Linked DNA regions of Homo sapiens: all the other regions are linked to region 1. Evidence: chromatin loops called from intact Hi-C (ENCODE). Cell type or tissue: HepG2. All regions are shown on one strand. Links, peaks and the distances in the headings refer to the core of each region. The heading gives the core; the rest is flanking DNA. Region 1 has its middle 200 kb from the start of MIR3977. Region 2 overlaps XRCC4 (X-ray repair cross complementing 4). Region 3 overlaps LOC105379050 (a long non-coding RNA gene). Region 4 holds the start of LOC105379051 (a long non-coding RNA gene).

Evidence for each region. A loop is a pair of places that touch in the nucleus more often than their neighbours do. Peaks named below come from ENCODE experiments on the same cell type or tissue, not always from the same donor. Only the 100,000 strongest peaks of a DNase experiment are listed, where the experiment ranks them.
Region 2: a loop joins it to region 1, with 10 times the contacts of the local background. A loop is called at or near these places in 15 of 110 quality-filtered maps.
Region 3: it touches region 1 in a loop (2.7-fold over the local background); 3 of 110 quality-filtered maps call a loop at or near these places.
Region 4: it touches region 1 in a loop (2.5-fold over the local background); 2 of 110 quality-filtered maps call a loop at or near these places.

What each region holds. Positions count from the first base shown.
Region 1 is chr5:82,631,971-82,640,263 of GRCh38, forward strand. No RefSeq gene overlaps it. Among named protein-coding and RNA genes, the nearest start is that of MIR3977, 200 kb to the right of the region's middle. In HepG2, for the core only: no CTCF peak of the experiment used is centred there; a DNase peak (open chromatin) is centred at 3,871.
Region 2 is chr5:83,080,221-83,088,513 of GRCh38, forward strand. The region is part of intron 1 of XRCC4 (X-ray repair cross complementing 4); the gene reads left to right. Among named protein-coding and RNA genes, the nearest start is that of XRCC4, 6.8 kb to the left of the region's middle. In HepG2, for the core only: no CTCF peak of the experiment used is centred there; a DNase peak (open chromatin) is centred at 5,071.
Region 3 is chr5:82,731,564-82,739,856 of GRCh38, forward strand. It overlaps LOC105379050 (a long non-coding RNA gene), which reads left to right. Exons shown (of 4, transcript XR_948504.3): 3 at 884-958; 4 at 2,926-5,938. Among named protein-coding and RNA genes, the nearest start is that of MIR3977, 100 kb to the right of the region's middle. In HepG2, for the core only: no CTCF peak of the experiment used is centred there; a DNase peak (open chromatin) is centred at 4,088; H3K27me3 peaks cover 342 bases.
Region 4 is chr5:82,973,344-82,981,636 of GRCh38, forward strand. LOC105379051 (a long non-coding RNA gene) reads right to left here and starts at 2,373. Exons shown (of 3, transcript NR_188290.1): 1 at 2,001-2,373. It also overlaps the pseudogene ST13P12. RefSeq lists an enhancer at 1,921-3,120 and a silencer at 2,527-2,821. In HepG2, for the core only: no CTCF peak of the experiment used is centred there; DNase peaks (open chromatin) are centred at 2,668 and 3,818.

The sequences.
Region 1 (8,293 bases), core at 1,911-6,910:
TGAGGTCAGGAGTTTGAGGCCAGCCTGACCAACATGATGAAACCCCATCTCTACTAAAAATACAAAAATTACCTGGGCGTTGTGGCGGGCGCCTGTAATCCCAGCTACTTGGGAGGCCGAGGCAGGAGAATCATTTGAACCTGGAAGGTGGAGGTTGCAGTCCTCCTTCCTCCACCGAAAGGATCGTGCCATTGCACTCCAGCCTGGGCAACAAGAGCAAAACTCTACATCAAAAATATAAATAAACATAAACAATAAATAAAATGGATAATTTAAACTTTATCAAAATCAAAATTTTTTCCCTTCGCAAGTTATGGTTTTGAAAATGGTGAGTAAGCCACAGACTGGAAGACAATGTTTTCTTTTTTTTTTTTTTTATTATACTTTAAGTTCTAGGGTACATGTGCACAACGTGCAGGTTTGTTACATATGTATACATGTGCCATGTTAGTGTGCTGCACTCGTTAACTTGTCATTTACATTAGGTATATCTCCTAATGCTATCCCTCCCCACTCCCCCACCCCATGACAGGCCCCAGTGTGTGATGTTCCCCACCCTGTGTCCAAGTGTTCTCATTGTTCAATTCCCACCTATTAGTGAGAACATGCAGTGTTTGGTTTTCTGTCCTTGCTATAATTTGCTCAGAATGATGGTTTCCAGCTTCATCCATGTCACTACAAAGGACATGAACTCATCGTTTTTTATGGCTACATAGTATTCCATGGTGTATATGTGCCACATATTCTTTTCTTTTTTATTAAGACAGAGTCTCACTCTCGCCCAGGCTGGAGTGCAGTGGTGCGATCTCGGCTCACTGCAAGCTCCGCCTCCCGGGTTCACACCATTCTCCTGCCTCAGCCTCCTGAGTTGCTGGGACTACAGGCGCCTGCCACCATGCCCGGCTAATTTTTTGTATTTTTAGTAGAGATGGGGTTTCACCATGTGAGCCAGGATGGTCTCGATCTCCTGACCTCATGATCCACCCACTCGGCCTCCCAAAGTGCTGGGATTACAGGCGTGAGCCACCGTGCCTGGCCTATGTGCCACATTTTCTTAATCCAGTCTATCATTGTTGGACATTTGGGTTGGTTCCAAGTCTTTGCTATTATGAATAGTGCTTCAATAAACACAGGTGTCATGTGTCTTTATAGCAGCATGACTCACAATCCTTTGGGTATATGCCCAGTAATGGGATGGCTGGGTCAAATGGTATTTCTAGTTCCAGATCCTTGAGGAATCACCACACTGTTGGAAGACAATGTTTTCAAAACACATGTCTGATAAAGGATTTGTACCCATAATACATACAGAATACTTAATCTCAATAGCAAGCATAGAAACAACTCAATTAAAAAATAGGCAAAGATTTGGATGTACACTTATCCAAAGAACATATACTAATAGAAAAATAAAGATAGCAAAGGATGCTCAATATTATTAATCATTTGGAAAATGCAAATTAAAATGACAGTAAAATATCCTGACTCATGCACTAGAATACCTAAACTTAAAAAGACCGACAATACCCATTGTTGGCTAGGGTATGGAGCAACTGGAATTCTCATATGTCACTGGTAGGAATGCAAAATGGCAGTCAGTGTGGATGAAGTTAGGATAGTTATTAGAAAGTTAAACAATCACTTGCCATATATATCTTACCAAGAAAACTAAAAACCTATGTCCACATAAAGACATGTATGTGAATGTGCATAGCATTTTTATTCATAATAACCTTGAACCAATTGAGATATGTCCATATAACAGGATACTATTCATCAAGAAAAAGGAACAGACCACTGGTGTATGCAAGAACATGGACAAATCTCACAAGCATTATGCTGAATGAAAGAGCCAGACACAAAAATCGGGTACTCTATGATACAATTTACCTAAAATTCTACAAACTATAGTGACAGAAAGCAGATCAGTTTTTGCCAGGAGCCAAGGAGTGGGGAGGATTAACGGCAAAAAGGTACAGGACAAGCCATGAAAATGACTTGACTCGGGCCATGGTTACAAAACTGCGTACACATTGGACTGTACAATTAAAATTGGTAAATTTTATTGTATGTGAATTATGACTCAGCAAAGCTGATTTTCTGAAAAACTTGGAGAAATGGTGAATCCAGTACTATGCAAGAGAAAGTACAGAATAAATCTAGAATATCTCTTTGTGTAAGAATATAAAGAAGTGCTCAATAAATAATGGGGGAATGTCAAAAGGAAAAAGGGGCCAATTTGAAGGGGCTCCCACTGAGCAGATCAGCGATAATTTTAGCATCAAGATAAATAATAATATAATGAATTATAACTCATTGAACAAAATAAGAATCAGTTAATCCATACTGTTATAAATAAGTCAATGAAAAATAAGTCAATGGGAGCAAAGAGAATGCCATTAAAGTATAGAAGGAATGAAGGTATTAGAAAATCATCAGCAGAGAGTAAAAGTGGTAGGTTAAAGTTTTACAACCAACAGGCTGTTGATGTAGTCTCAAAGTATCCCACTGTTCATAATTCTTAGATATAAAGGGAATAATAGTAACTTTACAGTGAAGAAAGCTGGCTAACACTACCTTAACCAAGTGATCAAAGATAACAGGTGAGACATGAGAGAAGTACCAACAGAGATTTGGAAGGCATGGAGACTCCTTGGAGCAGATGGCTTTTGAGATGTGCTTGGAGAGTTGAATGGTATTTCACCAGGCAAAGGAGGCACAAGAGGCTTCCAGGCCGAAGGTGTACCAAATGCAAAGAAGTGGGAAGTATAAGGATACCCTGCGTTTAAAGACATGCAAGCAGTTAGTTGTGAATGATAGGGTAGGTGTGAAGGGAAAAGAGATGAAGTATGAACCTAGAAGAAGGCCAGTGTCAAATTGTGAGAATTCACAGTGCCATTTGTTAAAGGTTTTTCACTATATCTTGAATGTGATGTATTTGAAGATAGTCAAGTAGAGATGTTTTCTCAAGGCAGAAGAGTCTGTGGCTCAGGAGGAAGTTCTGGGCTTGAAATTAGATGTTTGGAAGTCGTTAAAGTACAGTTGTTAGTGAAGCCAGTGGGGTAGATGGGCTCCACAGGAAAGAGGGAGGCAGAGCAAGAATAGAAAAAAATACACATGCCCCTAACATCAGCATTTATAGGACACTAGAAGGGAGGAAGCAAACTCAGAAAATAAGGCCAAGGAGTTGGAGGAAAACCAGGAGAGAATAGGATGTCAGAAACCAACCAAAGTTAACAATTTTATCCCCCAGATTAAAATTCTATATATAATGTATAAACTAAATATCCATTTTTTGTCATCTGCACATTCCTTGCATGTAATTTGCTGAGCTATATAGATAAGTAGACCAGTTACCATGCCTCTTTGTCAGTGGATCTTTAGCAGGAAAAATGAGGAACTATATGAGCTGATTTCTGAGGTCTTTTCTGCTTTAACTCTCTCTGATATTATTGATGCTTGGTCAGAATTCAGAACTCAGGTTTTCAATGCTAATAGAAAACAAAGTTAAATGTGTTTCATTTATACTATGATGTGGCAGGAACTGCAGCTGGGTATGACTTATTTCCAAAGAAGGCAGAGGCAAGCCTTTGGAAACATATTTCAAATCATTCTAACGCTGCAGTCATATGAAACTTAAGTGTTTAAGGCAACAGAAGAAATAGCACTGCTATTTGTTAGAACTGCTCGACCACATGGCTTCATTTACATCGTTACATTGGGCTGAGTTGTGGGGCTGAGGTTAAAAGTTTAGTCTTCAGACAAAACAGGTGATTCAGACACTGTCACAGCTGAAGGGCCCAGCCACATACCCTCAAGCAGATTGTTTCTGGTTTTTCATAAGGAATCTAGTTATTCATTGACTTGAAAGTATTTGTACACATGTGTCATTTGTGTGTTTTTCCTGAATCAGTTTGCTCAGCAAAGAGCCAGTGAATAGGTACTTTGTGTAAACACTGTGCTATCCACTGCTGAGGAATAGAGAGATGAAAACAACATAGCCCCAGACAACAAGAAACTTACAGTCTAACAAGGGCAGACAGATATCTAAATATGTGTACTCTTTAAGGTAAAATAGAACTGATGCTATGGTAGATGAAGAAAAAAAAATCTTAGCTCATCATTTTCTGCTACAGGCACAAATGGTACACCAAATCTCTTGATTTGTATTGTAACAGTAGAGGCCTTTGAAAGCAAGGGATATCGAACATTTGAACTTGGCTCTTAGCTACAGCATTAATGGGATGTGATTAAAATGTACCTGAAGACCAATATTTAAAGCAGGACAAAATTCTGTTTCTAATTGTTCCCCTTCTCAAAAGAAGAAAGAAGGAGCTTCTAGAGGGATAAGGTAGTTGTATGTTGAGGCTTTAATATTCTGGTAAACTGCGAGATTCTTTAGCACCCTTGTTTACATTGTTTATACGGTAAGGAAGGTTTGGAAAAAGTAAAACATATATTTATCAGTCACTTAAATAGTACTTACTTTGTGCCAGGGCTGTTCTAAGTGATTTACAAATATTATCTCAATGGTCTTAATAGACATGTAAAACCTTATTCTTTCCATTTTGCAGATAAAAATGGAGATGCAGAGAGGTCAAGTAATTTAGCATGGTCCTATTTATTTTCTTTCATTTTGTTGAAAGGTCTCAGAGGTACAAATGGCCTACAGGACTGTTCAGAAGGCAAGTGCAGCACCTGACCAATGGCATTACAGATCATTCAGTATGCAGGATCACAACTTTGATGCCATCTTCAATGTCTCTCTCTCCACTTTGTGTGCAATCTTCAGAGCTTATTACTCATACCTTATGTTCCTCAAAGTGCTTCCCTTCCATCTGGGCAAGTGGGACTCCTGCTCTGGGTCCCATACAGCAGAGCCTCGTGCTTAACAGTGGCCTCCTCAACTTTCTGTAAGTCTCCCTTTGGTTCCTGGAGCTGTCTGCAACTATTAGTGCTATTCCAGGAGGTGACCCAAGCCCTGTAGAGGGCCCCTATGGTACCAGCTCCCTATTTCTCCCCACAGTGCATTATCTGACCCTCATTTGCCAGGAATCAACACAATGCCCTAAGGAACTTCAGGACTTCTGAATTTGGAGTCACCTTAGGGAAGATATCACTCCTGCCAGTTAGCATGATATTTCTTTCATGAAATCATACAAGTTTGGCTACAAGAATGATGCTGATGAACTGATTTTGAGTTATTCCTACCCATGAAATACACAAGATGAATTCTGGCCTCTGGCCCAACACCAAAATGTGTGTGAGCCATGCATTGGCTTTCACTTATGCCTGTTCTGATCATGGCGCTGCAGTGGGAATGGTGGCAGCCCCCTTCTCCCTGTGTGTCTTCCACTGCTGGCACTCAGGGTGGTCCCTCCATCCATCTACAGCTTGGTGCTCCAAGTCAGAGATCTTCTGGGATGGCTGTACCTGACACATTTGAAGGCTTTCAAGATTACTGCTCTACAATGCCAACAAACCTTTCTGACTGACATCCTTTCTTGCTTGTGATCAAGGTGGAGACATTGTCTTCTCCTGAGACAGTCTTAAGCCAATGTAGATGAGGGATGTATATTTCTTGCAGGAATGGAAGAACTATTCTTGATCTGTCCATGAGCTTCTTATTTGTCTTTTCGATTGCTGTTCATGCAAAAGGAAGTTTGAAAGAAATCACATTCCAAGAATAAAATTATTATAAAGAATTCAAGAGAAAAGTATGGTTGAAGGACAAATTGTTCTACATTTATAGTATAAAATCCAAATGGTAATTTAAAATGACCAGGACACGACTTATTGCTAACATTTTCCCACAAACTAACTGAAATTTGCACCATTAACAAAGAACAGTAACAATATTTGAGATTATCATTGGAATCCATTATTCTCAGGAAGCACAATGGATGGTACAGCATCTTAAATAATGATCTAACAGCATTAAATAAATGGTGCTAGGAAACCAGTAGCAAGAAGGGCAATATTGTTTCAATATAAATAGATTCTGTCTGGGCACAGTGGCTCACGCCTGTAATCCTAGCACTTTGGGAGACTGAGGTGGGCAGATCATGAAGTCAGGAGTTCGAGACAATCCTGACCAACATGGTGAAACCCCATCCCTACTAAAAATACAAAAATTAGCCAAGCGTGGTGGCACATGCCTGTAATCCCAGCTACTCAGGAGGCTGAGGCAGGAGAATTGCTTGAACCCGGGAGGCAGAGGTTGCAGTGAGCCAAGATCACACCACTGCCCTCCAGCCTGGGCGACAGAGCGAGACTGTCTCAAAAAAAAAAAATATATAGAAAAAAGATTTTGAAGAGCTCTGGCTTTGTATTAACAATTTGCCTCCTTTTCATTATAGTGGGAGGTAAGAAATTAGGTAGGAACAATGTCTATGACAATAAAGAACATGAAGAAATGTTTCCTGAACACTACAATCTCTATATGCATTGACTAGACAATTAACAAATGTATATGTACCTCTTCAATACATGGCTATATTTCACGTAGGTCTATAAATTTTGTAAAACAGTTTTTAAAGATCGGTAGTTTACATAGAGAAGGGCCTTGCAAAAAAAAAAAAAAAAAAAAAAAAACTGCCTGTGACCCCATGCATCTTAGGAGTGGCTCTAGTCCCATATTTCTATTTTTAAATTTTCACTCTCTCTGCCTTATTACCTTTCCCTTATCCCATTGCAATACTTTTTCTAACTGGCTGGATGTTATCCTTTCTTCCCCTTATAATCTTCCTTAAACACATCTGCCTAATTGCTCTGGATGTTTTGGAGTTACTTCTATACTTTAAACTTCCACTGACTCTCCATTGTTCTCTGGTGAAGTACAGACCATTCATTCATCCTCTGCAATCTAACTACAAACCACCTTTCCTACTCCGTCTCTCAGTATGTAATGTTACCACACAGTAAGTCTGTAACGAAACTGAACCTCTGGCTGTTCTTCAACATGTCTTTCTCCTTCTCATCTTTACACATTTGCTTTTAATATTCCTGCCCCACTTCTGTCTCTCCCATTTCTCTCCATTACAATTATACCCAATCTTGAAGGCCTCAAATGCCTCCATTTTCCCAAGCCCTAAGTCAGATGTCTCCTTCTTTTCATCTACATGCTTATTTAGCTGTATCTCTTTTGCAGTTTTTTTTTTTTTTTGCCTCTTTACAAGCTGACTTAAGTGACATGAAGATGAAGGGACTTGGCCAGGGTTAGGGTTCAAATTAGTCAAATAATTGTTCATATTGGCAGAAACATATTTTTATTGCTTCCAACCATTGGCACTTAGATGATTAGTTTTATTAAAGAGAATCACAGACATTAAAGAGAACACAGACAAGACTGTGCTCTTAGTGGAAGCTGATAACAGAAATAAGCTTATGGTTTGCAAGATGAAAAGCCCAAATGCTACATTGAATAAAAACTAAGAACAAAAAAGGTCTAAAGCAAGAAGGTCTAGAAATCTTGTTAAACGCCATGCATTCACAAAGACATTTTTTCTTTTGAAAAAGAATAGAGTCAGAGGAAAGCAAGATTTCTATTTATTGCCTTTGTTGTCTTTAAAGAGCAGACCTTGCCAAAACTACAGCAGTCATGCAGATCTTGGCATCTGCAATCTCTAACAGGTTTCAGATTTCCAAAACTGACTTGAAAATCACATGTCAGCAAACTAAAGGGGCAAGGGGAAATGCTGATAGGAAACAAGTGAGTTTTATGTGCTCTTGAAATTCTATGAAAAAAATATGCTAAATGCTAATCAGAAAGCCTGCAATCTTTCATTTTCTCTTTATGACAATGATTAAGCTCATAATGTCTTTCAGAGACTTGAGCAAAGAAAACAAGCTGGAAAATCAGTGCAGTAAATGGCAAACATGCCACGGATGTGGATTAGACTGGGAACTAGAGTCAGTGAGAACATGGTATTTGAGTAACACTGTCCCTGGATTGGCAAATCTGTCTGAGATCTGTTATATTTTGAGTCTCAAAGACACTGAAACACAGATGTGGCCATAAAGGCCATATGATTAGAACAGGAAGTCTGCAGATGAAAGTTCAGATACTTCTGATTTAATCTAGGTCTAGCCCACCCCATCACAGATGAGGAAAAGATGTCTCCAGAATAGTAAAGTGACTTGCTCAAGTTAACAGCTTAGCTGGAAACAGGCCCACAATTAGCATCTAGGTCTGTTGACTCCTAGTGCTGTCTGCTCCTTCATATTGCCTCTCCCTTTAAATTCCTTTTCACTCGCTTAATGAGTATTGTTAGAGCCTAAAAGCCTGTGTATG
Region 2 (8,293 bases), core at 2,013-7,012, 450 kb after region 1:
TGAAAATATTAAGTAGAAAATTCCAGCCGGGTGCGGTGGCTCATGCCTGTAATTCCAGCACTTTGGGAGACCAAGGCGGGCAGATCACTTGAGGTCAGGAGTTTGAGACCAGCCTGGCCAACATGGTGAAACCCCATCTCTACTAATATACAAAAATTAGCCAGGCGTGGTGGCATGTGCCTGTAGTCCCAGCTAGTCAGGAGGCTGAGGCAGGAGAATCAATTGAACCCGGGAGGTGGAGGCTGCAGTGAGCCGAGATTGTGCCACTGTACTCCTGCGTGGGCAACAGAGCGAGACTCCATCTCAAAAAAAAAAAAAAAAATTCCAGAAATAATGCATACATTTTAAATAGCATGCCTTTCTGAGTTGTGATGAAATCTTATTCCATCCTATCCCATTCAGCCCGGGGCCATGAATCATCTCCTTGTTTAGCGTATCCCTGCTGTATAAGCTTCCTGCCTTTTAGTTGCTTGGTTATCAGATTGATGGAGGTGGTATCACAGTGCGTGTGTTCTAGGAATACTTATTTTACTTAATTATTGCTTCAAAGCACAAGAGTAACGACGCTGGCAATTTGGTTATGCCAAAGAGTAGCTGTAAAGTGCCTCTTTTAAGCAAAAAAAGGAAAGTTCTCCACTTAATAAGGAAGAAAAGAAATCCTATGTTGATGTTGTTAAGAACTATGGTAAGAACAAATCTATCTGTAAAATTGTGAATAAGCAAAAAGAAATTTATGCTAGTTTTACTGTCACACCTCAAACTGCCAAACTTATAGCCATAGTGCATTATAAAAGCTTAGTTAAGATAAAAAAGGAATTAAATTTGTGGTTAGAAAATGTGAACAGAAGCATGCTCAGATTGAAGGCAGTTGGATTCAGCCTCCTCACGGGGCCTTGGGATATACACCCTTGGATAAGGAGAGGACTGCTATAAAAGGTTTTAGTATTAAGTTGGTATTGCATTTGTATCACCAGACCACTTTCTCCCCATTTTCTCTTTTTACTTTGTTGCTAGTGTTAATGATAGGGTTGATTTACATTACCTTTTACATTACCTACCTTTTTTCATTCACTGTTATTCACATATATTGAAAGACAATTGTTCTGCTTTTTTCCTCTTATCCTCAGCTAGCCTCCCTAACCTCAGGTAGAGGTTTTTCATGTTCCAGTGTTTGTCCTTTTTTTCTCCCCCCTTGTTTTTATTCCCTTCCCACATGGCTTTTCAATTCAGACTGAAATGTACTTGAGGACCAAAGTTAATACAGTTTTATTCTGTTAGGGATTTTTGTTAAATAAGTAGAGTTTCAGCTGCCCTTGTCACACACAAAAAATAAGATAGATGATAGGTGTTAATCTCCTTGACTAAAATAACCATTTTACTATCTGTGTGTATCCTATAATGTCAACTTGTAAACCTCAAATATACACATTAACATTTTTTAAAAAAAGAAGTTTCACCAAAAAAGACACTTCTATTTAATGTATGTCTTATTTCTTTTACCTTAAGAAATGTTTCTCTTAACCTTTCTCCATTTTCAACCCCATTTGTTTGCTCTTCTCTGCAACAAAAATCCTCTAAAGAGTTTTCTATGCTCCATGTTCCAATTCCTCTTTTTCTACCTCTGCATCTTCATTGGTATATTTAAAAGATATCTTGAACTCAGATGTCCCAGACCGAACTCCTTTCCTCCCAAACCTTTCCCATTCTTTCTCATCTGAATTGATGGCAACTTTATACAGCCAGTTGCTCAGTTAAATCTTTGGAGTCATCCTTGACTCCTTCCTTTCTCTTGTATTCCAACAAATCTGTTGGCTTTTTCTATGAAATATATCTAGAATTCAACAGTTTTCTACTATTTCTGCTATTAGTATACTGATCATCTCTTGCTCAGATTTTTGTTATTACCCACTATCATTTCTTGCCTGGATTATAGTAATTGTGTTCTGTTCTCTCTGCTTTTTTCAGTCCTTGCCTCCCTACAGTCTATTCTCATATGTCAGCCAGAGTGATACTTTTAAAATATAAATAAAAAATTGTGTATTTACATGTAAGATTCTAAATGCAATATGTTATGCTAGATTGGATCCTGAAACAGAAAGAGGTTATTAATGGAAAAACTGGTGAAATCCAAATAAAGTCTATGGTTTAGTTGATAGAAATGTATCAGTGTTGGTTTCCTGGTTTTGATAAATGCACCGTGGTAGTATAAGATGTTAATATTAGAAGAAATTGGGTGAGGGGTATATGAGAACTTTCTATTATCTTTGTAACCCTTCTGTAAATTCAGAATTATTTCAAAATAATATACAGAAGAATAAAACATTACTTTTTTGCTTAAAAACCTTTCGTGAATCATTTGATTCATAGTAGAAGCTAACAGCCTTACGTTGGCCTACAATAGTCTACATCAGTCTTGTCCAACTTACAGCTCACAGGCTGCCTGTGGCCTATGATGGCTTTGAATGCGGCCCACCACAAATTTGTAAACTTTCTTAAAACATTATGAGATTTTTTTTTTTTTGAGCCCTTTAGGTATCATTAGTGTTAGTGTATTTTATGTGTGGCCCAAGACAATTCTTCCTCCAGTGTGGCCTAAGGAAGTCAAAAGATTGGACACCTCTGCTCTACATGATCTGGTCTCCCATTACCTCTCTGACTACATGTCTTTGTATTCTCTCTCCCTTTGTTCCAGCCATACTTACCACCCTGTTTCTTAAGTACACTAGGCCTACTTCTACCACAGGGCCTTTGCACTGACTGCTGCTTCTTTCTAGAATGCTTTTGGATCCATACAGCTATTCCTTCATAGCTTTTACATGTTGTTCAAATGTCACCTTTGCAGTAAAGCATATCCCAACCTCCCTATTTAAATTGAAGCTTTGCAACTTCCATAGCCCCTACCCCTATCTCCTCCACCCTGTTTTATCTCCTCTTTTTACTTCAGCGCTTATCATTATTCTATATATGTATTACATATTTGTTACATGTATTTTTAATTGTGTTCCCCTATTAAAATGTAAAATCCATGAAGGCAGGCATTTTTATCTGTTTTGTTGTCTTATGCCACATTCTAAAGCATTTGTCTGAGGCATAGAAGTACTCAGTAGGTTTTGTTTGAATGAATGACTGACTTGATTGGGTGTTTGAATCTGTAATTTTTTTTTTTTTTTTTTTGAGATGGAGTCTTGCTCCGTTTCCCAGGCTGGAGTGCAGTGGCACAATCTCTACTCACTACAACCTCTGCCTCCTGGGTTCCAGCAATTCTCTCTTCTCAGCCTCCTGAGTAGCTGGGATTACAGGTGCATGCCACCATGCCCAGCAAATTTTTTGTATTTTTAGTACAGACGGGGTTTCACCATGTTGGCCAGACTGGTCTCGAACTCCTGACCTCGTGATCCACCCGCCTCAGCCTCCCAAAGTGCTGGGATTACAGGCATGAAGGTGCTGGGATTACAGGCATGAGCCACCGCATTTGACCATGAACCTGTAATTTTTGATTTGCAGTCTGAAACACTGAATTATTTATCACTTCCATGTATCATGCTATTTCTTGCCTCCAAGTTTTTACTCATGCAGACTCTTCTATTTGGAATGCCCTTCCTTATCTTTCTTCCTCTACCCCTAAGTTGTTTTCACCTGACCATTTCTCTTTAAAGATTCGTATAATATTAGATGTAACTCAAGGAAGCCTTCCCTAAAATGTCAGGCCAGGGTAAGTGCTGCTTTTCAGAGGAGCTCCCTTCCTACCTCTGCATTTTACAAACTTATATTATAATTCTGTTTGGGTGTCTCTATTTCAGTAGAGAGTTGCGAATGTGTCTTACTGATCTTTGGGATATCAAATCCTGGTACATAGGAAGTAATCAGTGAATGTTTTAATGCATTAATGGCATGATCAAGGACACTCAGCTATGAAGCATAGTTTTGATTCCAACCTGGGTCTTTTGAGTGTAAAATCAATGGCTTATTTGCTATACCTTGTTTCTTAGGAAAAAGATGGCTGTCTTTAAAATAATTGAAAGGTACTGTATCCTTTTGATACAAGTAGGAGGGAGTTAATGCATTGTATAGCCCTGGACAATTTGCTCCTTGTTATTGCGGAAGCTGCCAGCCCTGATGAAAGTGAGTTGTGCCTTTTTCTAAGGCATTGGCTGAAATCATTGATCAGGGTTCAATTGCAGACAGCAAATTTTTAATGTTGATGAAATTAGGCACTTTTGGGGAGGAAAACATTCTTGAGATTTGTGTTGCCAAAAAGAAGAAATACTTGCCAAAGAAGAAATACATGCCAAAATTCCAAACTGTTCATGAGGCATTTATGTTTTTGCTAGATGCCATTACTACCAGTAACTTCATGTTACATTAAACTTGTGTACCATTGGGAAATCCCAGAGTGTTTAAAGATGTTGCAAAGATTTTCTTTCAGCAGTACCGAAATTTGCTCTTAAGATTGATTTAATTATGATTAGTTTGTTAACAGTATCTCTGACACGTAGCACAAAATTAGGTAAACTAATTTTGCGTTTAAAATACTGTTTGTTTAATCCTAGATAATGAGCTAGACTTCCCAACTACTCTTTATGATTGGCATCCTGAGTTCAAACTGCCTTCTGAATATTATCATTATTGTCGCAGCCTATAAACTAAAGCAGTTTTATCTTCACCTAGCCCTTAAGACTAACAAAAAAGGAAATCGATTAGCTCTATAGATTCTGAAAAGGCTTCCACATTAGTAATGTCGTTGCAAATGATAATTAGGCTTGAGATTAAGTAATCAAAAACAAATATTACCTGGAGGACATTGTATCCTGAATTTGTGTTCATTTCCATAGCTTTGCTAATCCTACAGAAGTGACTAAAATGTTGAAGTAAGCAAAGAGTTCAATCTGGTCTTGTGTGAGAGAATGCTATTAACTTACTTCTAATTTTACCTGAGCAGTGAATGAGAATTTTATTGGATAAAGAAGGAACTTGCTCATTTGAAACAGAAGCACATGGCTGCTAAGAAATGAGATGCAGCCATTGTTGAAACCTGTCAAAGTCTTGACAGTATAAATATTGACATGCTGAGACATGTCAATATTTACCATAGAATTTGGAAGTTGCCAAGTTCCTGTTTAAGAAATGTGACCCTAGCATTGGACACAGTATATCAATAAATACGGAACATGTCCAAATGAACAGCTGCTCAGGGAAAATAAAATTACATCTGTCTAAACGTTGGGGCACTTAAAAAGTTAAAGTTTAAATGTTTATGATTTTTTTTGTAATTTTTAGGTAGATGCTTGTATGATATAGTATACTAATAGAGTTCCATGTATGGGTTTAACATAAAATGACAGTATCATTGCTATTTATAAATTTGTAAATTAGCTGTGCTGTGATACTCATCTATAAATTGAATTTTAAAAACTTGCCAAGTGTTGTGTTTAGGAACTAACCCTTCATTTTCAACATTGTTCTTAAGGAGAAATTGGCTCATGATGACTTAGATATTAATTTGGGGAGACAAAAGTTTATACTCTGATAACTTCTTAAATGGCAACATAGAAAATAGAAGTTTTTGCACTTTAGATGTGATAAGGGAATATGACCTTGTTGTCATTATCTGACAAGCATGTCTCAGTAGAAAATCATATTATAGATCACCACTGTTAATTCCCATCTGAATATCACTGTATTTTAACAAAAAGCTTTTTGATGCAAAGTAGACATTTGAGCTTTTATATCAAGTCATTAGAACCACACAATCTTACATTGTTTTGCGGACTTCTAGAAGAAGTTTAAACTTAGCAATTCTTTGAACGACAGTCCTAAAACAATCTTAAGAACATAAAACATGGGTATCAGGACTTGTTTTCTCATTGCTTCTCCTTTCTAATGGTAGTGATAGGTGGCTTTTAAATAGTAATCTAATCATTTAACCAGTTCATAATATTGTATGAGTTCTTAGAAGAAATGAATGATTTATTAAGTCCATATAGTAGCGTACATTGTAATTAGCTATAGAGTTGACCCTTGAACAATATAGGGGTTAGGGATGCCAACCTCTCACGCAGTTGAAAATCCATGTATAACTTTTGGCTCCTTCAAAACTTAACTACTAATAGTTTATTGTTGACCAGAAGCCTCATCAATAACATAAACAGTTGATTAACATATGTTTTGTGTGTTATATGCATTATGTACTGTATTCTTACAATAAAGTAAGCTAGAAAAAAGTAAATGTTATTAAGAAAATCATAATGAAAGGAAAATATATTTACTATTCATTAAGTGGAAGTCGATCATCATAAAGGTCTTCATTCTTGTCTTCATGTTGAGCTGGCTGGGGCGGAAGAGGAAGAGAAGGATTGATCTTGCTGTCTCTGGGCTGGCAGAGGTGGCAGAGGTGGCAGAGGTAGAGGAGGTGGAAGAGGAGGCAGGAGAGGTGGACACAGTTGGTGTAACTTTTATTGAGAAACTTTAGAGTGTAAGTGGACCCACACAGAACAAACCTTCAGTTGTTCAGCGATCAACTGTGTATGTGCCTTAATTTAATTTCTCAGTTTTTATCTAGTTTTTTTTTTCAAAAACAGTTTTCTAAGACATTGGCTGGTTCTCTCTCTTTCTCATTTTGTCCTGAGTCAAAGAAATCCCTTAGATATTAAATCAGACATACCTGAACTGAATGTTCGTACCTAAATGCCTAACCATGATCTTTATGTTCTTGAATGTTCTAATTTGGTTGAATTTTTTTGGCCATCAGCTAAATAGATATCTCTGTTTTATATAACCTCTAAACAAGGTTTAATTAAAAAATCAGGCATTTCTAGGCCAGGAGTGGTGGCTCACACCTGTAATTCCAGCACTTTGGGAGGCCAAAGCAGGTGGATCACCAGAGGTCAGAATTTCAAGTCCAGCCTGGCCAACCTGGTGAAACCCCATCTCTACCAAAAATACAAAAATTAGCCGGGAGTGGTGGTGCATGCCTGTAATCTCAGCTACTCGGGAGGCTGAGACATGAGAATTGCTTGAACCTGGGAGGCAGAGGTTGCAGTGAGCTGAGATTGCGCCACTGCACTCCAGCCTGGGCAACAGAGTGAGACCCTGTCTCCAAAAAAATAAAAAATAAAAAGACATTTCTAAATAACAACAGCCCTATAAAATTTGTCCTGGTTGGCTGAGCACAGTGGCTCACACTTGTAATCCCAGCACTTTGGGAGGCCGAGGCAGGTAGATCATTTGAGGTCAGGCGTTTGAGACCAGCATGGCCAACATAGTGAAACCCCATCTCTACTAAAAATACAAAAATCAGCCAGGCGTGGTGGTGCATGCCTGTAATCCCAGCTACTCAGTAGGCTGAGGCAGGGGAATCACTTGAGCCTGAGAGGTAGAGGTTGCAGTGAGCCGAGATGGTGCCACTGTACTCCAGTCTGGGTGACAGAGTGAGACCCTGTGTCAAAAAAAAAAAATTTTTTTTTTCCTGGTCATAGCGTGTTCATTGTTTCAGCAAGCAAGATGTCATACTAAAATACACAAAAAAATTAATACAATCTTATCTTTGAAAATTTAGTAATTTACTCTTTTTTTGGTGTATGTCTCTTCTTTATTTGGTTTGGAGCTACATGCCTTGTTAAAATGAAAAGCATGTACCTCATTTTTCTGGATATTTTGTATTTCTGATGTTTCACTGGGCAGTCTTGTACCTTGGCCAAAGTGGAATATTTATGCAGGCAGAATTGAATTTAATAATATACATTTCAATTGTTAAGGAAAAATAATTTTCAAGGCATTGGAATTGTATTGTCGTTGCTACTGGTGAATCTACTAGTTGATTGTTGGTATTTCATTTTCTGAACATTGGATTCCTCAGGCAAACCTTCTCTTATACCTCTTATTTTTGTTTATATTGGTCCTGTAATTTTTTTACCTTAGAAAATGCAGCATCTTTTTATGTCATTTAGCAGGTATTTGATGTATCTTGTCATTATTTTATTACTACTTTAACTCTGCTGTAGCAAAATTCTATACTACCTTGTATATATTTACTTATTTTTTAAATAACTAACAAGTTTAATTATAATTTATATAGAACTCTGTATTGTCATGTTCTCCTAAGTGGATGAAAAGTTTCTGGAGAGAAAGTGTCATTACTTTTTTTTTCTGATCTGCTAGAGTTCTCATTGAACACAAAGTTTGCACATACTGCTTCCTTAATGAATGACTGGTAGATGGAGTGGAATTTTTACAACTGACGTTCTGCAGGTTGATTTCAGTTCGTTATTTCAACTTAATGGGAAATTTTTAAAAC
Region 3 (8,293 bases), core at 2,170-7,169, 100 kb after region 1:
AGAATTTGCTCTATGGAGAGGCATAATAAAAAATCTTCCTCCGGGAAGACTGTATTATAGTGTCACTAAATTCAGTTCTATTCAACCTCTATCAGCAATTTGGAAGATGTAGAGGATGACTTTTTACTGTCTGAAATTACACAAAGCTTAGAGGGATATTTAATGTAATAAGCTACTTCAAGATGAAAAATTATCTTGACATTAGAATCAATAATACAAAATTTGTCAGCAATAAATATGAAAATTTACATTTAGGATTTAATAATCAATTATGCAAGAACGGAATAAAGGAGGCTGGGTTCCTTTGAATTCATATGAGAAAAATGCCTCAGAGTTTACTTTATCATAAGTGCACTAGGAATTGGCCACATGGTTTGGCTATTTAAAAATCTAACATAATTTTGGACTATATTAATAAAATGTAATTTGTATATTTAATCATTTTGTATTTACCCTAGTTGGACCATATCTGCAGTATTACAGTAAACTCTGTACCTTGCATTTTAAGAGTGACTGGGCTTGTCCAGATGGTTCAAATATCAAGGAATTTTAAAATTCCGTCAGAGAGTGTTAAACAAACTGAATACATTTCTTCTAATACTGCCTCCCAACCAGCATGGAAAAATACTGTTCAGCATCTATGCCTGATGGTCACTTATCTTGTTTAGAATATGTTTAGTTATACAGAGATCATTACTCTGCATTGTCAGGCAGGTCTCACTTTAAACTCCTTTCGAACTCTTCCTCGTGTTATTGCCACTCTTTAATTCTAGATTATTAGTAACCTATTTTTCCTTGCACTTTCTCTTGACAAACCATTATAAACTTGAAAGCCTACTATGGCTTCTTCAGAGGATGTAAAGAGATTCTTTCTTTCTTTCAGAAAAATCAACTTGCAAAAAAAAAGAAATGTATTAGTCCATTCTCATGCTACTGACAAAGACATGCCTGAGACTGGGTAATTTCTAAAGCAAAGAGGTTTAATTGACTCACAGTTCCACATGGCTGGGGAAGCTTCACAATCATGGCAGAAGATGAAGGAAGAGCAAAGGGACGTCTTACGTGGTGGCCAGAAAAGAGAGAATGAGAACCAAGTGAAAGGGGTTTCCCCTTATAAAAACATCAACTCTCGTGAGACTTACTCACTACTATAAGAACAATATGGGGGAAACCACTCCCATGACTCAATGATCTCCCACCGTGTTCCTCCCACAACACATGGGAATTATGGGAGCTACATTTAAAGATGAGATTTGGGTGGGGACACAGCCATACCATACAAAGAAAAGCTTATATTGATAAGCAAAGCTTATCAATACAATAATAAATATAGATGTCCATAAAGTATTTAAGACCCCATGGTAAATACAGATTATAATTTCAGAAGGCTATTATTTAATTACTGATAAATAATCAAATTTTTAAATTTGATCAATTTTAAAATTCTTCACCAATTTTTATGTTTTGTCATTTGAGAGCCTTGGCTGATCTTTAAACATGCTTAGTAAATTTACCTGAAAGACCCACTTCGAATTGGTACAGGATACTCCTCAGCATTCATTTCCTATCTATTCAATTTCATGACTAAAGCAAGCTGTAGCTGGTGGCTTGAGAATTAGTTTATTTTTGCCTTTAGGGAAATTTAACAAATAAGTAATGTTCTGACTGGTGAAAGTAATAATTTACTATTTAAATTAAATTATTTAATTAAATAATTAAAGGTCCTAATTACTATTTACTTCACTGAAGACTTACCACACACAGGTAAAGAGAAACCATCCCATGGAAGTTCAAGCTTCCCCTCTAAAGTGTAAGTCTGCTGAAATGAATTGACAATACACATTAACAGAAGAAAAGCCATAACAAAGTTATTCGATCATAGTTTTATATGACATGAGAGTTTTCACATTGATGACCCAAAGGCTCAGGGTGAACTATCCATTTTTACGCTTAGGTTCTATTAATCATGGACAGCCATGTAGGCATATGATTAGGCAAAAGGCTATGATCTAATAGTAATAGACCACGGGGGAAACGCAGCAAGGCAGGTTAGAGCAATATTTTTAGAGTCACAGTTTTAGGTCTTATGGCTGGCTTTGGGGAAAAGGGATCCTGGTTTCTATGACCGCCTTAAGGAAGAGAGATTCTAGTTTCTATGGTGTGCCTCAGGGGGAAATGAAGGATGAGAGACAGGAGGGAAGGAGAAGGCCAGAGAAAAATTTTGTTACTTCTGAAGTGTTCGCTTTGGGGTATCATTGTCTGAGCCCAACACTATCAAAGATCATGGGTTTTCATGTCATGTCATGTTTGTAATTAATGATTTAAGGCCTATTGAGAGAAAGAGGAGGAAGGAACATGCAAGAAGTGGGAGCTAAATAATTCCAAATTAGAGCCAGCTCACTAATACCCCTAAGTATCAATATACCAAGCATGTTGAGAGAATCTCACACCTCAGCCCTCATGTGTTAAATGCTCCACCTGCCTCTGACACAGGCGATGATCTCAGAGGCAGTCCCATGTCCTTAGACTTACCTCCCAAAAGGAAATTTGTTATCCATCACTCCCCTACATTCTTCAGACAGCTCTGGTTTTTCCAAGTAGAACTTTCTTCAGTCTATCTGTAGCAATAGCAGAAAATATTTCCTTGGCTTCCAAATTCAAGGAGACTTGTGCATAGAAATTCTATTTTTTTTTTTTTTCATTTTTGGTAAGTTTTAGTGTCAGGGGCAAATGTCAGGTTTCCCTGAGGTCATTTGGGAATTGAGGATGTCCCCATGTGAGATATTGCCGTACATGAAAAGGGCTCTGGGTGATAGAGAGACAAGAGAGGAAAAGAGAAAAGGAGCCATGTGGAGACTGGAGGTCTTGGGTGGGAGTGCTGACAGGCACTGGGTGGGGAGGCCGAGTTTATTACTCTGTTAACAGGTTCCTTTGTAAATTCATCATTTGAGGGGAGTCCTGACGCAAGGAGTGGGAACTGAGAAAAGAGAAAACAGGAAATACACGCCAACAATAAAAAGCAGGCTTTCAAATGAAGAACAGAACATCCAAAATTTCAGCAATGAGAGATGTAAAATTCATGGAAACACTGACTCACGAGGTCAGTTAGCCATAGTTTAATGTCTTTAGTTCACTCTTTCTTTCCCTTCCTCAAAAGGAAGAATAAGGAGAAAATAAAAACTTTTATCCATAGTATATAATATCAAATGAAGTATATTTCAAAGCATTGCACAGAATTAACATCCTTGCTACTTTAATGCTGTAGTTAATTGTCTGGCCTATATGAAAAACTGAAAAATGAGAGAACAGTGAAATGAAGCAGATGCCAAAGGATTCTGGAATGAGAACAAAACACATCAATAATCCATGGGCAGATTTTCAGAAGTTTACAGATGATAATCCTGAAATATTGATTCAGCATTTGTTTTGTTTAGGACAGTCTTAAGTACTTAGAAAAAAAAATCTTAAAATATATATGCCTAGTCAAAGATTCAAAGAGCAAAATGAAGCTATTTATCTCCAATCAATGTATAAGCATGTAAATTTTTTTTGTAGGTGACTAGATAAAGACAGAGAAATCTAGAAATGCCACAACCTTTTAAGGTTTTGAATTGCATTTCAGAGAGTCTGATAGTACACAATATTCAGAAATTAAAGAGACGGTTCCCTTCTACTTTCTTTTCAATCGCTGCCTCAAGAACAGGGGACCTTTGTTACACTCCATGGTATACTGAGCATATGTATGGGAAATATCCTGTGTGGCTTAGGATGAAATAAATAACCTCCTGTGGTCACAAGCCACTCTGCAAAATGGCACTAAGAAGACTGAGTTTAAAGGCAGAGGCCTTTAAGCATGGCCTTTGGAATCAATTGGTTATTAACATTGTTATAACACAGTTTAATTTTTATATGAACATTAAATAACACTTATTGAACAAGCTCAATTTCAGGACTTTTCTCCCCATTTATCTCACAAGTTTTTTTTTTTTTTTAAAGGCAACAGAAAAGGTCTCCCTATATTAGAAGTCCTAGAGTGACAGAGGAAATGAGTCATCAAGATAATTTATGAACTTTCCCATAGCTTGCAATGCACGAGCATAATAATCCTTTGTTATTTAGCCTACTCAGAGACCAAACTCCAAGACCTTGATGGAACACAATTAAAACAGGATTTCTGTAGACTCAAGTCTCTGCTTCACATCCAAAAATGGTTTTACCTTATTGCAATATACTCAATTAATTTTTTTTTTTTTTTGAGACAAAGTCTCGCTCTGTCACCCAGGCTGGAGTGCAGTGGCGCGATCTCGACTCGCTGCAACCTTCACCTCCGAGGTTCAAGAGATTCTTGTGCCTCAGCTTCCTGAGTAGCTGGAATTCCAGATGTGCACCATCACGCCTGGCTAATTTTTGTATTTTTAGTAGAGACGGGGTTTTGACACGTTAGCCAGGCTGGTCTCGAACTCCTGGCCTCAAGTGATCCACCTGCCTCGGCCTCCCAAAGTGCTGGGATTATAGGTGTGAGCCACGGTGCCAAGCCTCAATTAATATTATTTACTATTTTTCACTTTTCTACTGTAGTCACAACAAGCTAGTCTCGGTAAGAAATTATTTTTAAAATGAATTTTTAAAAAGTTTCTGGGTTTTAGGAACTTATAATTCATAGGAGAAAAAGAGAAGCCCCAAACAGCTGGCATACTCAGTAAAGTATATGGTGAAAGTCACAGGAGAGCTTCAAAGTATTAGAAAAGAGGTAATTTGCATTCCAACAGATTTTTGTTTTATTTAATAATTGAAGCTTCTGGATCAATGGGGAAAAACGAATCAGGCATGATGTTTAAAACTCTGGTTATTTTTGAGAATCTTTTGATAGGGAGTCAAAATGATGTTCTTCAACTCATTTCCAAAGAAAAAAGTGTTCAACAATCTTAACGACCTAAAAGGTGTGTAGAGACTTATATTGTTAAAGATAGTCACGTTTTCCATAGTTTTGTAAAACTGTACTTTCTAAATGCAATTGTACTTTCTAAATATACTTTCTAGGTATAGTAGATATTACCTTAAATATTCTCCCGCCTGTGAAATGTCATTTAGCTTGACTGGGTGTTGAAGGGTGTCCTCCAGGCTCAGAGCAAGGATAGCCTTTCACATCCTGTCTCCTCTCAAACACTGTGTCTTAAGGCACCTATCCTCAACACCTTGGAAAATTGGGCAAGGCCTGGCCTTCTGTCTGCCACATTATTTATCATGTGGATGTGATCTATTGACAATTCTAGACACCACGCATGGGAATAGGGGTTTCTAAGTTAACCCATCAACTTCTCTCCTGAGCAGCAAGAAACTCCATTCTATTTGGTAATATTTGCTGAGTCAAATTCTGGTTTGGTAAAAATATGTTAAGAGTGGATCCAATTCAGTCCTGAAACACATCTATGCACTCCATGAGGACCACACTGGATATTGTTTAGGCCAGTGCTTTTAGTCCTGGCTATGCTAGCCCACTTACCTGCCTTCCAGGAGACTGCTAAACCGCATGTCTGCACATGAGCACAGGTGTGTGCTCATCACACACAGTTCTTACATTACATGAGGTTAGCTCCCAATTGCTCATTAGAATGTTAAATGCATTTTCCTAAAGGTTAAGCACTTACCAAATTATGCAAAACATAAAGATTAAGAATATTTTTTTCCCATTCCTAGACTATGGGCCTGTAGGAGTGAAAAGGTAATAATACCTTTTCTTCATATATTATGAGAGTCATGGCCAACACTCCTTTAACAAAAGACAGGTTAGCAAGAGAAAAGCATAACAAAATTATTTAACAGTTTTCTAAGACATGGGAGCCTTTAGAAACGGAGACCCAAAGACCCAGGAAAAACTGTGTTTTATGGAAAGTTTGAAGAGGAATGGACAGCCATGTGGAAATGTGATTGAACAAAAAGGGTATGATCTAATGGCAATAAGCTGAGGGTGGGGTGATGGGGAGCAGTGTGGGAAAGGGAGTGGTATCCCAGCAAGGCCTGTCTGTTCAGGATCTTCTTGTCTTCTCTGTCTAGCACTCCTTCCCACCACATATGGGGCAGAAGTCCTCTGGAATGAGGGTCTTATGACCTATTTTGAGGCAAGGTAGGTCAGATAATTCTTTTACAACCATGCTTCACACAGAAAGGTGGAGGAAAGGCAGAGTGACCTTGCTTCTGAGCCCCACCCAATCTCCTTCAGTTCAAAGCACTTTGGGATAGTGTTTTCTGAGCCTGACAGGCTCTAGTTTTTGGTTTGAAAAATGTGATCACCAAGTATATACAACAACGCTCCTGACCCACATTAGTAAGGCATACTTTTTTGCAGTTTCCTAGTAATAATCAATCCCACTTAATTATATGAGAATAATAAATGTATTTGTAAGATGCTTGGCTAGATCTTGAAATATTGTTTGAATCAAGTTACAGCCACTACGTGGAATAATTGGGGACAAAGGGAGTATTTTTTTGAAAATGATGCACTACACAACTAGGAAACAGTAAGATGCACATAAGTCCCACACAGGACCAACAACTCGAAAGAAACCAGTGCAATCACAAAATTCTACTCTATTTTCCCATCGCTCAGATGCTTATAATCCCTTTTCCAGGAAAGCTTTTCCAAAATATGATTCTTTTAAGGCATACAATTTGTGCACCCATGCACTGCTTCCAAGTCGGGCACTTCTACTTAGAAAGATTTCTACAATATGTGGGATTGACTCTTATGTTCATTGAGGTTAAAAAATTGCTAATTAGCCAGGGTGTTTAATAATAATAAAACACCTAGACCTGATGATTCAAGTGCTAAACCTAACTTTATATTATGTCAATTTAACAAATAATAAATAATTATTTTTTTACTTAAAGGATGAGGTGGGGTGGAAGAAGCAGATTTTTTTTAATAGTCTACTATGAGTTATGTATTTTACAAACAGTATCTTCCTTCCACTACATAACAAGTTCTGTTCTTATCCCTTTCTTACTTAGGAAGAGGACATAGAGACTCAAAGAAATTAATAACTAGCCTGATGTCACACAGCTAGTAGTCAGCAGAGCTGAAATTTGGTATTTGCTTGGCTGCAAAATCCAGGCTCTTTTCAAAACTCCAAGCTGTTTCTTTCTTACCCAAGTTGGGCTGATATTGCCCAAATGAAGAAGAGTAAGCCAAAAACCTAAAACCAAGGAAAGGCAGGGGGGAATGTCCCTGTGTGTTCCACGTTTACTTTATTCTTTCCTGGCAGCTCAAATAACCACAGAATCCCTGGTGATCCTAAGCATTTGACGATGACTGTGAGAAGCACTTGCATTGAAGAACTAACTAATCAACTAAATCACTCCAACATGTAGTACATTGCAGCCTTCGTTTCACAGTATGCCTGGGAAAATGAGATATAAAAGAGAGAAAGTACTTCAGGTCCTTTTATTGGAGTGGAAACATAAAAGAGGAGGTTAAGCAATAACACATATGAACAGTCATTTGCAATTACTTCTAACGCAATCTGGATCCATGGGTCATATGATCAACTAGCAGTTTGGGCACTTCAAGGCATAATAATTTCCTCTCTTTTCATAGATCAGAGTCATAGAATAACTCTCCCAAGTCGTAGGTTTCTACATGTCTCTATAATTAGCCTTTTGGCGCTACCCAGTCTGCTTTTTAGCCTTTTAAGTGATCTTCTAACACTTTTCTCCAAAACCTTACGCCTGTGGTTTGCCAAATCTCCCACAGGTCTTCTTCTTAGGAATCACTTTCCTTTTTCTTATTTTTGCATTGTTCCCCCTTATTAATGACAGACTAAATTTACCAGTTGGGAATCTTCTTAAGGACAACATGTAAATCACGTATTTAGGATTAAAGTGAATTTCCAAAATGGTTATGTATACAGATGAGCCCAAAAAGTCCAGTTAATAAATGATCTTTCTGAGTTGTGGAACTGAGATACCATTGAGCCTATCTCTAAACATAATTTATAGCAATTTATAGCACTGTTTTTTTATCAGAAAAAGAATGTGTTCCCAGTTCTATATCCATTTATTTACTAAACACATATTAATGAATGCCTACCTGGGGCCAGATTTTATGGATAAAATGGTAAGTAAAAACCATGAGTTTCTGGAGCATTCAATATAGTGGTTGAAATAGTCAATTAAACACATTTATATACACCCCAAAACATATGAGACAGTGCAGGATGCTACTGAATATACTGCAGGGATATGTCACAGCCTAAATGATGGACAAGAGAAAGCCAGGTAAAAGTAGTGACAAAGG
Region 4 (8,293 bases), core at 1,314-6,313, 340 kb after region 1:
GCCTCCCAAAGTGCTGGGATTACAGGCGTGAGCCACCGCGCCCGGCCAATAAAATATTTTTTTAACCTTTTAATGTAGGTAAAAATCCATATTCTTATGCCTCCTTGTAATCCTTTTACCAAAAATACATTTTACTTTCCTTACACACCTTGCACATAAACTGTTTCTTCAATAGTTTTACATTCAGGAGGCCTAATTACTTTTAAATTATACAACATTTCCCTTTTATAACTTTTTTTCACGACTTTCACAGACAATTCTTCAATGTGCCTCAACTTTTTGACTTGTTGCAAACATCCCTTTCTTTAAACAACCAGTTAATTTGTTTTAGGACAAGAATTTACCATATAATATTCTTTTTACATAAATTCTCCCCCATTTTTTGTTTTCAAAGATAACCATTCTTTTCCAAAGTGAACTTCCTTCATGTCTGTGGACTAGGCTGCCTTAGGCCACAAAATTAGAAGTTAGGATAATACATGTTACACTGTTAACTTTTAGCAAATTTTACTTTTGTTGAAAACTTTGTAAGTTTGGGATTTCAATTATTCTTTGCTATTAGTAAGACTTCGTTCAGTCCATATTAACTTAGAATTGGTATAGATAGCTCCTTCCTGATTCTGTAAGTATTTTAAGGCTTGGCTGAATGCAAACAGCTCACACGTTTGAGCAGACCAACTATTAGGCAATTTTCCTAACTCTGCTTCTACAAGAGTTTCCTTATCACTTACTGAATACCCATTGTGTCTTTTTCCCTCAATCACCCGGGAGGAACCATCTATTGTCCTGTCCTGAAGGGAGTTCCTCCTAGGTCTGGTTGGACCTTTGTATGGTAATCAATTAAGATTTAGATCCCCTGTTAGGAAGCCTGCTGGGTTAAGGGAATTTTCAGTGTTTAATGTTAAATCATCTTTTTCTAACAGAATAGCCTCATACTTTAAGGTTCTTGAGTCAGTATGCTACATTTTTGCTTTTTTTTTTTTTTTTTTTGACTTAGGATAGTTCCAACCTGATGAGGTGTGCTCACAATGAAGTTTCCTCTAAAAGTTATTTTTCTACTTTCTTCTGTTAACAAAGCAGTCGCCACTACAGATTAAATGCATTTGGGCTATCCACAGGTTACAGGGTTAAGGATTTTTGATTAGGAAAGGCTACGGGTTGTCAGTGGCCTCAGTGCTTTCAGGCTACACCCTTGTTTACACTGACAACAAGGTGGTATTGGAATGTTATAGGGTCAAGGAGAAGACCTTCAACTATCAATTATAGGTTTTTAATTTATCCTGGCACTTAAAGGAATAGGGTACACTGTTTTCTCTTTACTACTTCTATCTCTCTCTCTCTCTCTTTGACTCTCTGTCTCTTTCTCTCTGACTTCCTCTCCAAGTTTCTCTTTCCTCTCTGCTGGTCTTTCCCTGCCTCTGCCAGCTGCTTATGCTGCTGTTCCCCCCTCTCCTTCCCCTTCCCCTAGGGGAGGGACCAGCAGGAGTGGAGCTACTCTTTCTTCCCCACAAGAAGAAAGGAAAGGGGAGTTCTGAATATTTTTCTAACTACCAGAGGTTTGTGTAAGGTTCAACCCCCTGAAATTTGTGGAAGTCTCAACCACTCAAACCAGGGGTGCCTTGCCTTGCCTGTCCTGGAAGTCTCAACCCCTCAAACCAGGGATGTCTTGCCTTGCTGCCCTGGAAGGTTGACCTGTTTCCTCCCTTTCCCCATCTGACGGTCCTTTGCACACTTCCCACTCATGTTGTCCTCTCTGGCTGCTCCCCCAAGGAAGAATTAGACCCCTCTTAGCATTGGTATGCCGGTATAAATCCCACAGCAGGATCTGCCCTAAGCCATATGAGGTAGCCACAGAACCGTGGAGAGGACCCACTCACTCCAGCAGTAGGACTTGTCACCATCCACATGAACAATACCATAAGAAGGGTTGTTTGTGATCATTCACGCACACACACACACATTTGGCCCTCCAGAATTTGACCACCAAGGAAGTACTTTACCAGCTCCCATGGTTTCTCCTTCCTTGGTCTGTGCAGAGTCATTACCGCAGTATGTGAGGATCCTTTACCCTACGTTGCTAGCCAGTTTCTTTCCACGTTGCTGAGAGTCCCAGTTTATTCATCACACTGGGTGGATCTCGGTTCCTCACCCCTGAGGCTGCCAAAAACGAGGTAGTGGGGCATGCCTTCTCACAAGAGAGGACTGGAGACCCACCCTAGAGGAGACTGTAATCCTGGACGAGCCCCCAAAATTGTTAGAAATAGATAATCGGTGCTGCAAAGAAAAGTCAGCTTGGAGACAAATGATCTCTTAGCAAGGCTGTCTTTACTTTCTGCAGAAAAGGTGCTCAGTTGCAGATGGAACAATAGCGAGAACACACCTGGGTGGGAAAGGGGTTCTTATTCCTGATGCACGTGGCCCCTGCTGCTGTGTCGTTCCCCTATTGGCTAGGGTTAGACTGCACAGGCTAAACTAATTCCGATTGGCTAATTTAAAGAGAGTGATGTGGTGAGTGGTTTAGCGGGAAAAATGGTTATGGAATAAGTCAGAGTGGAGGAGAAGTCAGGCAGGAGCAGGTAACCGGAACGTGTCAGGGTGGAGCAGGTAATTGGAGTGAGTCAGGATGGGGCAAGTGATCAGAATGAGTCAGGTTGGGGAAGGTGATCATAATGAGTCAGGGTGGGGCAGGTGATCAGAATGAGCCAAGGCAGGCAGGTAATTGGAATGAGTCAGGGTGGAGCAGGTAATTGGAATGAGTCATGGTGGGGCAGGTGATCAGAATGAGTCAGGGTGGAGCAGGTAATCGGAATGAGTCAGAGTGGAGCAGGTGATTGAAAAAGGTTGCTTTATGAGGAAGTTAAGTTTAAAAGTAGAAGGCAAAGAATCGAACATACTGACATATTGATTCTTTGAAGAGAAATTTAGAACTCATATCTAACGCCATCAAGTGAGGAAAGTGATCTAGTTATTGATAATGAAGGTGTGATTGAACCAGACACTGATGCCCCTCAAGAACTGGGAGATTAAAATGCAGAGATAACAGAGGAGATGATGAATCAGGCAAATGATAAGAAAGTGGCTGCTATTGAAGCCCTAAGTGATGGTGAACTGCAGAAAGCCATTGACTTATTCACAGATGCCATCAGGCTGAATCCTTGCTTGGCCATTTTGTATGCCAAGAGGGCAAGTGTCTTTGTCAAATTACAGGAGCCAAACGCTGCTATCTGAGACTGTGACAGAGCCATTGAAATAAATCCTGATTCAGCTCAGCCTTACAAGTGGTGAGGGAAAGCACACATACTTCTAGGCCACTGGGAAGAAGCAGCACATGATCTTGCCTTTGCCTGTAAATTGGATTATGATGAAGATGCTAGTGCAATGCTGAAAGAAGTTCAACCTAGGGCACAGAAAATTGCAGAACATCAGAGAAAGTATGAGTGAAAACGTGAAGGGTGAGAGATCAAAGCAAGAATAGAAAGAGTTAAGAAGGCTCAAGAAGAGCATGAGAGAGCCCAGAGGGAGGAAGAAGCCAGATGACACTAAGGAGCTCAGTATAGCTCTTTTCCAGGTGGCTTTCCTGGGGGAATGCCTGGTAATTTTCCCTGAGGAATGTCTGGAATGGCCAGAATGCCTGGACTCAATGAAATTCTTAGTGATTCAGAGGTTCTTGCAGCCATGCAGGGTCCAGAGGTTATGGTGGCCTTCCAGGATGTGGCTCAGAACCCAGCAAATATGTCACAATACCAGAGCAACCCAAAGGTTATGAATCTTATCAGTAAATTGTCAGCCAAATTTGGAGGTCAAGTGTAATGCCCTTCTGATGAATAAAGCCCTTGCTGAAGGAAAAACAACCTAGATCACCTTATGGATGTCACAATAATACAAAGCAGTGTACCTCTGACCTTCTCATCAAGAGAGCTGGGGTGCTTTGAAGATAATCCCTACCCCTCTCCCCTAAATGCAGCTGAGGCATTTTACAGTGGTTTGCCATTAGGGTATTCATTCAGATAATGTTTTCCTACTAGGAATTACAAACTTTAAACAATTTTTAAACCTTAAAAATATTTAAAACAAATTTAAAGGGTCTGTTAATTCTTATATTTTTTTACTAATGATTTTGGATTTTTTTTGAATTATTGGGCAGGGAAAACATTTATGTATGGAAGATTATTGCTCTAATTTGAGTGAAATAAAAGTTTATTAGTGCGAAGCAAACGTAACTCATTTGAGGATAAAGTTTGTGCTGGATATGTCGTTCCTGAAGCATTTTGACTTGTCTTTTTAAATGCTTTATCTTTTCTTTAAAGAATTATTTTAATAAAACTAATTGGGAACACCAGTATTTCACTAGGACCTGGGTAGGGACTGGAAGTACTTGGCAGGGCAGTAGCAATCTTGTTGTGTTTTATATAACATGCATCCTTGGGCAGGCTGCCCTTAAATCTTACACTGTTGTGAAGGGATGAATTTTTTGTAATGCTGCGGTACAGTTGCAGTACTTAGTTCTGTTCTTGTCCAGTAGATCTAATAAATGTTTCATACTATTTCCATATAGGGAAAATAAGGGAGTACTTTTCTTTGTATATTTCTATGCTTAAAATTCTCTTTCCTAGTCAAAAAATGCCCAACTCTCTGTCTGATTTCTGCTTGTTACATTTTTCTCCCTTACTTTTCTTGGGCTAAAGACAGGTTTTTTCTACCAGCATCATCACTGCTATCATCATTAACAGCATAATTATACAATCATATTTCATGCTGAGTTTAATTTAATATGTAATACATACGTGAATTGTAAGATAATACCCAAAACAACTAGTTTCTTACTTGGCCATGAGAATGCTTACTTAAGTTTTAGAGTTCAACTCTGGCAAAATCTTGTCATATCAAAAGACATTGGAAAGAGGGATTCCCTTTGATGTTTGGTCTTCTACTTAGAAAATACCTATTGCAGTAAGAGTTTATCTTGCAGTATTCATCTTTGTATTTTGAAGATAATAAGGTTTGAATTAAATTGATATATACAGAGGGGAACCAATTTTTTTGATCCAATGTGAATTATAAATGAGATAATCCACATTCATTGTGGAGTTGTTGAGACTATGAAAGACTCATTGTCTTTGTATTCAGCTCTTCCTTAAATAGTGTAACCATACCCCCACCTCTGCTTGCTTTCTTTCCCTCCCCTCCAATGAGAAAGAAAATTATAAATAAAAACATAAATTTATCAGAGAAATTTAACAATGAGATTGAAATAACTGACAAAAAAATCAAACGGAAATCTTGGAACTCAGAAATATATTTGCTGAATTAAAAATTCATTAGAGGCCCTCAATAGCAGAATGGATCAAGCAGAGGAAAGACTCAGTGAGCCCAAAGAAAGGCCCTGTATATTTGAGAATACACAGGGGAGAAAAGAGAATGATAAGGAAAAAAGACCACCTGCAAGATACAGACAATTACCTCAAAAGAGCAAATTTAAGAATTATTAGTATTCAAGTGGGAGATGAGCAAGAACAAGGGGTAGAAAACTTATTCAAAGAAATAACAGAAGATGTTCTAAAATGTGAGAAAGATATAAATATCCAGGTTCAGGAAAGTCAGAGAACACTAAACAGATTTGACCCAAATAAGACTACTCCTAAGTATGCAATAATCAAACTCTCAAAGGTCAAAGATAGAGAGAGGATCCTAAAAGCAGTAAGGGAAAATACACAAATAGCAAAAGAGGTACAATTCATCTGGCAACAGACTTCTCAATGGAAACTGTACATGCCAGGAGGGAGTAGAATGACATTTTCTAAGTGCTGAAAGAAAAACCTTCCATCAAAAATACTGCATGCAGCAGTCATTCTTCCAATATGAAGGCGAGATAAGGTATTTCCCAGACAAACAAAAGTGCAGAAAATTCACCACCTTCAGACTCATCTTATAAGAAATGCTTAAAGGGAGTTTTTCCTGCAGAAAAAAAAGAAAGAAAGAAAGGGAGAAAAGAAAAAGAAAGAAAGAAAGAAAGAAAGAAAGAAAGAAAGAAAGAAAGAAAGAAAGAAAGAGGAAGGAAGGAAGGAAGGAAGGAAGGGAGGGAGGAAAGAAAGAAGAAAGAAAGACCATTAACATGAAAAAAAAGCATTTGAAGGTATAAAACCCACTGACAGAAGGACACAGACAAACACAGAATACTGAATTGCAGTGTACGATCCACTCTTAATTCTAGTATGAAGCCCAAAAGACAAATCTACCAAATAATAATAGCTACAGTAGTCTGTCAAGAGGTAGGTAATATAAAAAAGGTAGACTGAGACAAGTAAAAGTCAAAATTTAGGGGAGATGGAGTTGAAGTGTAGAACTTTTACCTTTTTTTTTCTTTTTACCTATTCTTTTCTTTGTGATCTAAGATAAATTGTTGCCATGCGCAGTGGCTCACGCCTGTAATTCCAGCACTTTAGGAGGCTGAGGTGGGCAGATCACGAGGTCAGGAGTTGGAGACTAGCTTGGCCAACATGGTGAAACCCTGTCTCCACTAAAAATACAAAAATTAGCTGGGCATGGTGGTGGGCGCCTGTAATCCCAGCTCTTCGGGAGGCTGAGGCAGAAGAATCACTTGAACCTGGGAGGCGGAGCCTGCAGTGAGCTGAGATTGCGCCACTGCACTCCAGCATAGGCAACAAGAGCGAAACTTCATCTCAGAAAAAAAAAAAAAGATAAATTGTCACCTCCTTAAAACAACTTACTATACCTACAAGGTATTTTTTGTAAGCCTATTGGTACCCGCAATGCAAGAACCTACAATAGATTTGCTAAAAATAAAAGCAATGAATTAAAACATAATACCAGAGAAAATCACTTAACCACAAAGAAAGACGGAAAGAAGGAAGAGACAAGTTATAAAACAACCAGAAAATAAGCAACTAAATGACAGTAGTAAGTCTTACTTATCAAGAATAACACTGAATATAAATGGACTCAATTCTTCAATTAAAAGCCATAGAGTGAGCCGGGTGCGGTGGCTCACGCCTGTAATCCTAGCACTTTGGGAGGCCGAGGCGGGCAGATCACGAGGTCAGGAGATTGAGACCATCCTGGCTAACACGGTGAAACCTGTTTCCACTAAAAATGCAAAAAATTAGCCGGGTGCGGTAGCGGGCACCTGTAGTCCCAGCTACTCGGGATGCTGAGGCAGGAGAATGGCATGAACCTGGGAGGCAAGCTTGCAGTGAGCTGAGATCACACCACTGCACTCCAGCCTCACTGCAACCTCTGCCTGCCGGGTTCAAGCAATTCTCCTGCCTCAGCCTCCTGAGTAGCTGGGATTACAGGCGCGTGCCACCATGCCCGGCTAATTTTTTGTATTTTTAGTAGAGCCAGGGTTTCACCATGCTGGCCAGGCTGGTCTCGAACTCCTGACCACCTACCTTGGCCTCCCAAAGTGCTGGGATTATAGGCGTGAGCCACCATGACCAGCCAAAAGGTTGTGTTTTTATGAAAGATAAAAAAAGATGATAAGCCTTTAGTTAGTCTAACTAAGAAAAAGAGAGAGATGATACAAATAAATAAAATTAAATAGAAAAGGAGGTATAAGAACTGAGACCACAGAAATACAAAGTATCATTAGAGACTCTTAGGAACAACTATACGCCAACAAATTGAGAAATTCCTGAACACATACAACCTACTAAGATTGAACCATGAAGGAATAAAAAAGTCTCAACAATCCAATAATGAGCAACAAGATTAAGCTGTAATTTAGAATAAGATTCCCATCAAAGAAAAACTCAGGACCTTAGGCCTTCACTGCTAAATTCTACCAGACATTTAAAGAAGAACTAATACCAATTATACTCTAACTCTTCAAAAAAAATTGAAGAGTAGGGAATACTACCAAACTCATTTTGCAAGGCCAGAATTACCCCAATACCAAACCAGACAAGAACACAACAGGACCAAAAAAAAAAAAAAAAAAAAAAAAGAACACTACAGTACAGGACAGTATCACCAATGAACATAGGTACAACAATCTTCAACAAAATACTAGCAACCTGAATGTAATAAGGCATTATAAAGATCATTTACTACGATCAAGTGGGATTCATCCCAGGGGTGCAAGGATGATTCAACATATACTAATCAATAAATGTTATACATAACATTAACAAAACCAAAAGTAAAAACTATATGATGTTTCAATAGATGCCAAAAAAGTATTCAATAAAATTCAACACCCCTTTATGATAAAAGTCCTCATCAAACTGGGTATAGAAGGAACATAACTCAAAATAATAAAGGCCATATATGACAA